Linked DNA regions of Homo sapiens: region 2 is linked to region 1. Evidence: chromatin loops called from intact Hi-C (ENCODE). Cell type or tissue: PC-3. All regions are shown on one strand. Links, peaks and the distances in the headings refer to the core of each region. The heading gives the core; the rest is flanking DNA.

What was found. A loop is a pair of places that touch in the nucleus more often than their neighbours do. Peaks named below come from ENCODE experiments on the same cell type or tissue, not always from the same donor. Only the 100,000 strongest peaks of a DNase experiment are listed, where the experiment ranks them.
Region 2: it touches region 1 in a loop (2.4-fold over the local background); 2 of 110 quality-filtered maps call a loop at or near these places.

The regions. Positions count from the first base shown.
Region 1 is chr2:9,895,006-9,900,392 of GRCh38, forward strand. All of the region lies in intron 8 of TAF1B (TATA-box binding protein associated factor, RNA polymerase I subunit B), which reads left to right. Among named protein-coding and RNA genes, the nearest start is that of GRHL1, 54 kb to the right of the region's middle. In PC-3, for the core only: no CTCF peak of the experiment used is centred there; a DNase peak (open chromatin) is centred at 2,566; H3K27ac peaks cover 1,082 bases.
Region 2 is chr2:9,973,349-9,978,735 of GRCh38, forward strand. The region is part of intron 8 of GRHL1 (grainyhead like transcription factor 1); the gene reads left to right. Among named protein-coding and RNA genes, the nearest start is that of GRHL1, 24 kb to the left of the region's middle. In PC-3, for the core only: no CTCF peak of the experiment used is centred there; DNase peaks (open chromatin) are centred at 2,173 and 2,783; H3K4me3 peaks cover 267 bases; H3K27ac peaks cover 2,462 bases.

The DNA of each region.
Region 1 (5,387 bases), core at 236-5,235:
AATTATTATCTCCTGTTCAGTTGGCAAATCCTCATTGGTCAGCAGTTCATAATTTTGTATTTGTTCATAAGGTTTGTGTTTGTCTGTACAAGTTGACAACGCGTTTCTAAAAAGGCCTCATCCTCAGGGCCAAGACTATATTTCACATAAAGCAATGTGTTCACCACAAACTCCCAGAAGACTAGATTTTGAACACAAAAAAAATTTTTTGTGGTTAGGCATGGTGGCTTACGCCTGTAATCCCAGCACTTTGGGAAGCTGAGGCGGGAGTATCCCTTAAGCCCCAGAGTTTGAGACCAGCCTGGGCAACATGGTGAAACTCTGGCTCTACAAAAAAACACAAAAATTAGCCGGGCGTGGCGGCACCTGCCTGTGGTCCCAGCTACTCAGGAGGCTGAGGTGGGAGGATCACCTGAGCCCAGAAAGTGGAAGCCGCAGTGAGCTGTGATTGTGCCACTGCACTACAGCCTGGGCGACAGAGTGAGACCCTGTCTCAAAAGAAAAAAAAAAAGTATTTTTTCTACTACATGGTAGGTTTACTGTCATTAAGAAAAGTCTAGCAGATTAAAAATGCAAGGTGAACTATTTATGCATCATGATACATGTGGAATTCATTTTATTCTTTTTCCATAAATAATTACAGTGCTTTGTCATTACTTCTGATAGTTTTATTCCTTGTTAATTCTCCTTTGTTATGGAGAGTCTTGATAACAGTTTGGTTTAACAGGTGCACTTTGCATTAGCTTTTTCTCAGTTGAATCTGCCTCAAAACAACAATAAGAATAAGTAAGGGTGAGGCACTGCACTCTTTTTTTTTTTTTTTTTTTTTTTAAATAGCTGAGCAGGAAGTTTGCCTCTGACAGGGTATTGTAATCAGGTTTATCACAGGAGCCTGCTGTTGTGTAACAGAAACTCTAGCCTGTCCTTACCTGTCTTAAAGTATTGCTTCACGAAGGAAAGTAAACTCGCTGTAATATTTGTGAAATTCAATAAAATGCTTTCCCAAGCACTCCGTTTTTAATGCATGCTGGAACAATTTATTGTAGCTTTGTGGTCTTTTAAAAAACATGTTAAACTTGTGATTTCTTACTATTGTAATGAAATGGACCTGTATCACTCGAGAAGCCCTGTATGTCACATTTATTATTCCTTTTAGACACATCCTCAGCCAAGTGTAGTAAATGTCCACACTCCCTCCCTGCTTCCCTCCCTTCCTTCCCTCTTTTTTCAAGAAGAGGAGGTTTGTGTTGCCTTCAGATGACTGTTGATTTAATTGACAGGCAGCTTTTCTTCATTGTGTGCTTTTTGCTATTGCTCACAAAAGTGCATTCACTATTCTATAGTATGTTGAAACTTTTAAATGGAAACGGCTTTTCATTAACAAAGGAAGCATTTTCTTCCCCCCTTCCATGCCTTAGCTTTCTCCGCTAAGTCTTGGCTTCTTCAGCAGCTGTACCTCCACCAGAAATGACAAAAGGTGCAATTGTGCTAGGAGATGGCGATGAAGATATGCCAGTGGAGTTTTGTGTGTGGGCTGCTGGGGACTGTTTTCCTTCTGTGTTTGGTTTTGTTTTATTTTTGTTATTCCAGAAAGTTGAGAGCACATCTAAAAACCAAAAAAAAAAAAAAAAAAAAAAGCTTTAAAAACCCTTTTCAAACCTTTATCCCAGCTGAGCTTTCTTTCCATTAAGTTGTTCTGTTAGTATTTCAGTGGCCCCTCTGTCTTAATAACAACAAATCTGGCAAAACTCACTTAAAGCAGAGGGACATGGAATACAGAGAGTGTTGATGTGGTTTTTCTTTTTCTAAGCAGGCCATGAGAGTCTGAGTCTTCCTGCCATTATCCTGACTTAAGAGCAGAGCAGAGCTCAGGAGAGGAGATAGGTGTGCAAATTAAATTTTAGTCTTTCCAGCCATCTCCTTTTTCTGAGTTGTGATTCCTGAGCCCAAGTAGATAGCCAGTTCATTTCATTTACTTAAATTAATTTGGAGATAACCCTCTTCTCCTTTTTCTGCCTCTGCCTCTTCTGCTGCTTCATTTGTGACTCAACTTTCTGGAGTATGGTGCTGACTTGAAGCCCTATTTACTTCTAGCAAAAATCTTTCAGTTTACCTGGTAGAATAAACTGAAAATCTAGTACCTTTCAGGGGCACCATCTCTTCACAGCATACCAAATAATCAGATCACTGATTGAACCAAAGTATTGGGTCTAGATATACTTGTCTGTATTAGATACAATTTATTCTGTCAGTGACTTAAAATAGGGCTACTTCTATCTTTTCAGCCTTGATTTTCTTGATATATTTTAAACCTACAGATCAGTTTAAAAATAGATAATATGTAACATAGATACTATTCTACCACAGTCCTTGGCAGTGTTTCTCAGTCCTCTCAAGAATTAGTCATTTCATCATCCCTCACTAGACGCAGCAAGAAGGGATAAAGAGGAAACTGGAAATTTGTTCTGAAGTACATCTCCAATATTTTGAATGTTGATCAACAGCATTCTGATCTTCTCCCTGAATGAGTAAAAAGAAAAGATGTAATACTGGGTCAGCCAAACCCACTGCGTGGCACTTAGCCAGGATGATTCATTTTGCTTGGAGCAATCTTACACCCTTTGTGAAACTGGGTTTCTTTTGGTTGAAGGAAGAAAAAGACTCGTCCAGAGCTGTCAGTCACTTCTTAAGCACCTTCAAATGAGGGCCTTATTGGATTGTTTTGATCTGCCCAGAATCTTCAAACCTGACTCTAGATTTGTTCACCTTCTTACTCTGTAGGCCACATGTAATGCTTGGGATTTTTTGTACAATCTTTATTAGAATAATAACCTGACAGGTTTCAAATCTACTTGAGGGAAGTTGAAGTGAACATAATGATCAGGTTCCCTCATTTCTACTCTTCCCTCCCAGACAGCATGAGGGAGAGAAGCCAGCTGGTGTTTTCTTGTGTTCCTGGCCCACTTCCCCCAACCCCCCACCCCGCCCCCAGCTACCATCATCTCAGCCTCACTGGAATGTGTATGTGTGCTTCTCTTTCCAAACTTGGAGAGTAAAACTATCTGAGCACTTCCTCCTGTCTACAAGAAAAGTAGCCTCTGCATTTTATTTTTTGTTTCCTACAACCGGCATATTCTGTTTTCTGGGGATCCATAGCAATTTCATTAATCTCTAGAGGCTCTCAGGCTTTAGTATGCATAAGAATATCCTGGAGAGCTTGTTTAAACTGCAGATTCTTAGACCCAGTGTCAGAAATTGATTCAGTTAAGTATAGTGTGGGCTCTAAGAAGATGTTTTTCGTAAGCATCTTGCAAGTGATTCTGATGGAGATTACGCTTTGAGCAGTGCATTATATAAGCCTTATCTCTATGTCTGTCTTTTGTTATTCCACCTTGTTCCACAGAAGATTTGAGGTAGAATTAGCAGATAACCAAAGGGTCAGTATAAAACAAAATGCTGTTATACCTTATTAAGTATGTGTTGTTTTAAACAGGATTCTGTTTAAAACTGTTTGGGAACTATATCTATTGAGAAACTGGTCTGTGAGTTTAACATATATGAAAACAGTGAAAATCAAGGCTGAAAAGATAGAAGTATCCTTCCTCTCTCTGTAAGTCATTGACAGAGTACAGTGTATCTAATGGAGAAGATTCTGGCAGGCTTCTTATTCTGGGAAATGTAGACACATATCTTGGTGTTACATTTTTAATAATTATAGTTTAATAACTCCGTATTTCCCCCAAAAGTGTATTTATAAGAGGTTTCGTGTAAGATAAAAGTAGATATTAGCAAGTGGTATAGATTTTGAATGTCTGTAGATTTCATATATGCTGAATTTTTTAAATTTCCAGCTTTATTACACTTCTAATTATGACCTCTTTAACATGTGTTTTTTTTTTCCTTTAGACAGACATTACTTACATTCCTTTTTTCTTTTTTTTTTTCTCCTGCCACCTTGTCTGAGAACTTAGGTTCCATTTTATACTTTTTTTGGTGGCAAAATATACATAAAAGTTACCATTTTAGCCATTTGTAAGTGTGCAGCTCAGTGGTATTAAGTGTATTTATATTTTTGTGCATCCATCACCACCATCCATCTCTAGAATTTTTTCATCTTCCCACGTTGAAACTCATACCCATTAAACACCAACTTCCCATTCCCCACTTGTTCCAGCCTCTGGTAAACACCATTCTACTTTCTGTCTCTAGGAATTTGACTTCTTTAGGTATCTCATACGTGTGGAATCATACAACATTTGACTTTTTGTGTCTGGCGTCTGGCTTACTTCACTTAGCATAATATCTTTAAGGATCACCTATATTGTAGTTCGTGTCAGAATTTCATTCCTTTTCAGGCTGGATAATATTCTATGATATATATAAAACATTCAAAATCTATATATACTACTTGCTAATATCCAGCTTTGTCTTATATAAAATATATATACATTTACATACATACATACCACATTTTGTTCATCCATTCATTGGTGTACATTTGGGTCGTTTCTACCTTTTGGCTATTGTGAGCAGTGCCAGTAGGAACATTGGTATACAAATATTTGTTCGCATCCCTGCTTTCAGTTCCAGAAGTGCAATTAGTGGATCATATAGTAAGTCTATATTTAATTTTTTAGACAACCACAATATATTTTTGAATGTTTTTTTCTTATTACAAAAGTAATGTATTCAGAATTAGAAGGAATGTAGAAAATAATGAGAAGTACAAAGAAGGAGATGAAAATCACAGTCTGATTTCTCATGAATGCCATTAACATTTGCTATTTTTGATTGTCTTGTTTAATGTGCATAAACATATTTGCAAAATTAGGATTGAAGCATGTATACAAATTTGTCTCCTGCATTTTAAAAATTGAGCATTGTACTATGAATATTTTCCTAAATCATAAAACAGCCTATCAAAGCACGTTTTCTTAGCTGCTTAATATGATGCATGATATGTGTATCTAACATAAATATCCAGTAATAAGGAAATGATGGATTCATAAAGAAGAATGTTTTCCAGTCACTCAAAATAATGTTCTCACAGGCTATCTCGTGGCATTAGAAAATTCTCACAAAACATAATGTTAGGTCAAAATTCAGGAGATGAAACTATATTCCTAATCCAGTTTGTACAAAAGCTCTCAGACAGGCAGGAGCTTAGCCTAAGAGCAGTGTAAACTATTAGAGGGATTTTAGTAGGGGAATGACATACCAGATTTTCATTTTGTAATCTTACCCTGGGCTGCATGCAGTGGCTCATGCCTGCAATCCCAACACTTTGGGAGGCCAAGGCAGGCAAATTGCATGACCCTAGGAGTTCAAGACCAGCCTGGGCAATATGACAAAACTCCATCTCTACAAAAAATACAAAAAATTAGCTG
Region 2 (5,387 bases), core at 334-5,333, 78 kb after region 1:
GACTAGCAGGGGACCACAAAGCCCAGAGAGAAGGAAGGTCATCAGTGTTTGTTTGTTTATTTTGGGTTGGGGAAGGAATGCTATGATGATTAAGTGTCTGCTGTATCATTACTTAGTAAAATGTTCCTGGCTAATTCAACTTTGATTTGTTAGTTTAAACTATTTCCCACTCTACTGACTTCAGTTGAATTCTATAACTGTATATAAATGTCTTAGAAAATGGTGATTTCATTCTCTTTAGTGCTGTTGGATTCGGAGTTAGAATAAACTACATTATGGACCTCACATTTTAATTTTGATTGTTAGATTTCTATGAACTGTCTTAGAGCAATCTTTTTGACTGATTTAGAGAATTAAATTAGAAATTTCCCTAGGGTTTCTACATTCAATTTAGTAGATAGGTTACTTTCTGAAATGATATGTCGGAATTTGACTAAGTTGAATTTAAATAAATACTAAGATGGGTTAAAATGATAAAGACTCCCAGAGGCAACTGGGCCTGTGTCCACGACCGCTGCTACTGTCTCATGGAGCCACATCACCAGCTGGACTCATGACTTATGTGAAGTCAAACAGGAAGTTTGGAACAGCCTAGCTATTTGGTTCGAAATGTAGAGACCTTTAATTTCATGCCTCATGACCAAAAAACAACCTGCTCAGAACCGTTTGGGGTTCGCCCTTTTCTCTAAGTTCATCTACTTCACCAAACAATTTTTCCACAAGGTGCTTCTCTGGCTCTCTATCCGTCACTGTGGCAGTGTGGTTTTGAGAAAAGAGCCTTGAGGTTGGAGTCAGGAGACTTGGGTCCTGGCCTTGGCTTTGTCACCTGTTTAACTGTGTGTCTTTTGCCATCTATATCTTCAAAGCCTGAGGCTCAATCACAGCTTGACACTGTCTCTTGAGTTCAAAGATATTGAAAGCCAGAGACTACGTGCTTTGTGATATTCTCGTGAAAGGTGAATGTTTTTAGGGTAGGCAGTGAGGATAAGTGCATTTTGGGAATGTAAAACTTTTTTCGGTGACCAACTTTCTGAAGCATCTTCCACAGTTAAATCCACCTACATTACTTTTTTCTTTTCTTCCTTCTAGCAGATATTTTCTTGATATATTTACCAGGCAGTTGGAACTCACTTGAAGCTTTTGAGTTGGGCGTGATAATACACACATGACAGCAGGCGATACTGATGTGGGCCAGCAGGCACTCAGCTCTACGGGCTGGTGCTTCCAGAAGCCTGCTGTGGATCACCCTCTGATTCACAAAAGCAAAACACTTCCTCAAAGTTTTTATTTTCTCTGTCTCATTATTGACCAATTTGACTGTTTTCTAACATCCAGGAAATTCTATGCAAGGTGATCACTCTGTTGCTACCCTGTGGAAGAACTGGCTTAGGAAGTCATGTTGCAGGGAGTCAGCTTCCCGAACTATACATTCATTCATTGAGCGAATTGTTCGTTGCACTTCTCTATGTAAGCACTGCAGAGGAATAAGAAAATGACTGAAGCATAAAGCCTGACCTCAGAGGAGATTACACTGTGTATTCTGGTCCATATTGTAAGTGAGGGTAAAAACATGCTCTTAAGATTTCCAGGGAAGTGGACTTTCAGCTGAGGGAATCCCCAAAGTCTTTGCTGGAGCTGCAGAATATTTTTGCAAAAGATGTTTGATTGGGTCGTATTTCTTTTTCCTTATCTTTCCCCTCATAGAGTCGCTGTTGTGAATGTAAGTGGAAAAGGGGCAGCTGGAACAGCTTAGTCCGAGGAGGTGCTTTCACCTTCTAAGGCCTGTGTAGTACAGAAGCAACAGCTGCAGACTTGTCTTCTGCAGCCCTAAGTCACAGAGGAGTCTGAAGTCACAGACATTACCACATCTGTAAATGCACCATTGAAGGGATAAACCTGTATTTGTCAAATAAAAATTGTTAGGTACCTGCAGCTTCTGTAACAGAAAGATAGTCACTGGAGATAGCAATTGAAAACTAAAAGTGAATACACACAATAGAAAACCAGGTCATAGCCTGTGAGGTGGGTTTATCTCTACCCTGGCACTTACCTTGTATATCTCAGTGTATCTCAGGCAGTCTCTAAATACCATAATCTTTTCTGAAATGATTCAGGGGATATAAATAGTCAACTTAAGTATTCAGCAAATATTTACTGTTCAGTATGTGTAAAATACTGCTTGGCATTTTGGATTCTACCCAGATGACCTAGGAGTTCAAGTCAGCTTAAAAGAAAGATATAAACACAGGCCGGGCGCGGTGGCTCTTGCCGGTAATCCCAGCGCTTTGGGAGGCCGAGACGGGTGTATCACCTGAGATCAGGAGTTCGAGACCAGCCTGACCAACGTGGTGAAACTCCGTCTCTAGTAAATACAAAAAAAAAAAAAAATTATCTGAGTGTGGTGATGCGTGCCTGTAATCTCAGCTACTTGGGAGACTGAGGCAGGAAAATCGCTTGAACCCAGGAGTTGGAGGTTGCAGTGAGCCGAGATTGCACCATTGCATTCCAGCCTGGGCAACAAGAAAAAAAACTCTGTCTCAAAAAACAAAAAAACAAAAAATAATAAACACAAATAACTTGTGGATTTGGACAAGTTACCTAACCTCTAAGTCTTGGTTTCCTCATCTGTAAAATGGGTCCAAAATAGTACCAATTTCATAGGTGTTTTTGAGGGTCAAAGAATGGTATAAAAGTAGCACAAATACCACAGCAGCATGTAGTTTTATTTGGCTGGAGTTCAGGAAAGTGAGTCATTCGTCCAGGAAACGTGTATTTCTTATTGGCCAGGCACTGCCAAGATGCTCTTGGAATGGAAAGATGAGTAATCCATGACCCAAAACTCAGAACTCAGTGGGAGGATTGCACTCTAGTAAGCGTAGGGTTGCAGGTGACACGAAGGAAGGGAACCTCACTTGGAATAGGAAGATTCGTCACACTTCTCAAGTGACCCTCGGCGGGGGTGGTGGTGGGGGTTCCTAAAGGATAGTGGGAACCAGGCTGGCATGCAGAACCCAGAATGAGCTGTGACCTTTGATGTCTTCTGAGCCAGGAGTGGTGGGGACTGCAGAGGAAGGCCCTGGGGTGCCCTCGCAAGGAGCTTGTCTCCAATCCATGGGGTCTGTGGACCAAGGGTCTTGGGGTTGGAGGTTCGTTGAGGCTGTGTAATGTTGTGACCCCAAGGGTCTTGGGGTTGGAGGTTCTTTGAGGCTGTGTAATGTGTTTTCAAGTCAGTGATGAGACTTTTTAGTCAGAAGCGTATCCTGCATGCCACCAGAGTCAAATGCTGCCAGGAGACGTCAGTGCCAGGGTGTGCGCTTAGGTTTGGGGTTGAGGCCAGATAAAGGCCACATGAGGTCTTGGGGTGCTGGGTGATCAGACGTTTTGCAGTCATTTGAATAGAGTGGCATTTCTCAGACTCAGATCTGGGTATATTTTTAGGGGTGAAGCAACTTTTGCCTTTTAAAGAGGATGTGTGTAGTATTCACATTTGGGAAATACTGTTACAGGTGGGGTACAAAGTATGGCTGGAAAGGTGGATTGGAGTCACATAAATAGCTTGAATGCTAAGGAATGTTGTCTTTTTCACATAGACTGTGGTAAGCTACTGCAAATGTTTAGGAATACATTATTAAGATTCTGAAGTGACACTAATATTTGGCAATTGCCTAATATTAAGCAATCTGTCTCTTTTTCATTTCATTGCCTGATTTGTAGCCATTTTATTGTTTAGGGGGTCCTCTACTAGAGGTTGGAAGAAAATGTTTAATTTCTGTAACTTTATATTAGCTCTTTTTATTGTTTGTGTTTATTTGGTGGGGGCACTGTTATGTATTTATAAGTTTTATGAGGATTTGAAACTTGTTGAAATAAGATTTGGAGACAGTATGTAGATTTTGTATGCCCATCGTTTTTCTGTCTCTCATTACTAGTATTTAATTCAGTACCATTTAATAACAGATAATAATAAACACTGGAAGAAATTTTTTTTTTCAGACGAAGTCTTGCTCTGTCACTCAGGCTGGAGTGCAGTGGCATGATCTCAGCTCACTGCAACCTCCGCCTCCGGGGATCAAGCAATTCTCGTGCCTCAGCCTCCCGACTAACTGGGATTACAGGCATGCGCCACCTCACTCAGCTAAGTTTTTATATTTTTGTTAGAGACAGGGTTTCACCATGTTGGCCAGGCTGGTCTCAAATTCCTGGCCTCAAGTGATCCGCCCGCCTCGGCCTCCCAAAGTGCTGGGATTAACAGGCATGAGCCACCACATCCAGCTGGAATAAATTTTTAAAATGAACAACATCCCTGCCTTCAAGGGACCTAGGGAACTTACTAACTGCAGTGTTACAGGGACAGGAGTTAAACAGAGGTGAATGTTAAGGTTCTCACTCCGCCCTCCGTGTCCTTGATCCAGGTGATGACCTTGACCGAGGCAATGAGAGTATAGAGAAGTGGCCATTTCCCTAAAGAATCTCATAGTCTGGTGTATTAGTCCATTTTCATGCTGCTGATAAAGACATACCCGAGACTGGGTAATTTATAAATAAAAAGAGATTTAATGGACTCACAGTTCCATGTGGCTGGGGAGGCCTCAAAATCATGGCGGAAGGCGAAAGCCACGTCCTCCATGGCGGCCGGCGAGAGAGAATGAGAGCCAAGCAAAAGGGGAAACCCCTTATAAAACCATCAGATCTCATGGGACTTATTCACTACCACGAGAACAGTATGGGGGAAATCGCCCCCATGATTCAGTTATCTCCCACAGGGTCCCTCCCTCAACACGTGGGAGTTATGGGAGCTACAATTCAAGATGAGATTTGGGTGGGGACACAGCCAAACCATATCATCTGTCCTCACAGGGAGTTTGAGGGAAGGAAAAAGCTACTTAGTCCAACTTGGTAAGTGGTAAAAGGGAGCTGTACATAGAGTGCAGTGGACACAGCTGAGAGTGTGAGGGATTCCCTTTGGGCAGATGAGGGGATGGTGATGAGAAAGGGTGTATCCGTTGGTGCTGGATCTTTATCCATAAGGGAAATGTATGTCAGTAGACGATGGAGGAAAGGGTATTTTAAAATTCAGGGGCAGAGAAAATGAAGATCCCCAGAGTTTGGAAGTGCCTGTAAAGGAGATGTGAACGAGAATGGACATTTGGAGCTGGATTTTGGAAGGCCTTGAGAATTTGGATTCCTGCCTTCACACTGCAGAGAACCATTGAAGGCTATTAGTGGTTTTTCCTAGCTAGGCTCTTTCATTTTCCCAAGCACTGAGATGATGCTGCCTCGATGAGCACCTGTGACATCTCACTTGGTCTTATGAACTTACTCTATTTTAGTTTGAAAATCAGGTCTTTAAAAAGGAAACCAGCCGGGCATGGTGGCTCATGCCTGTA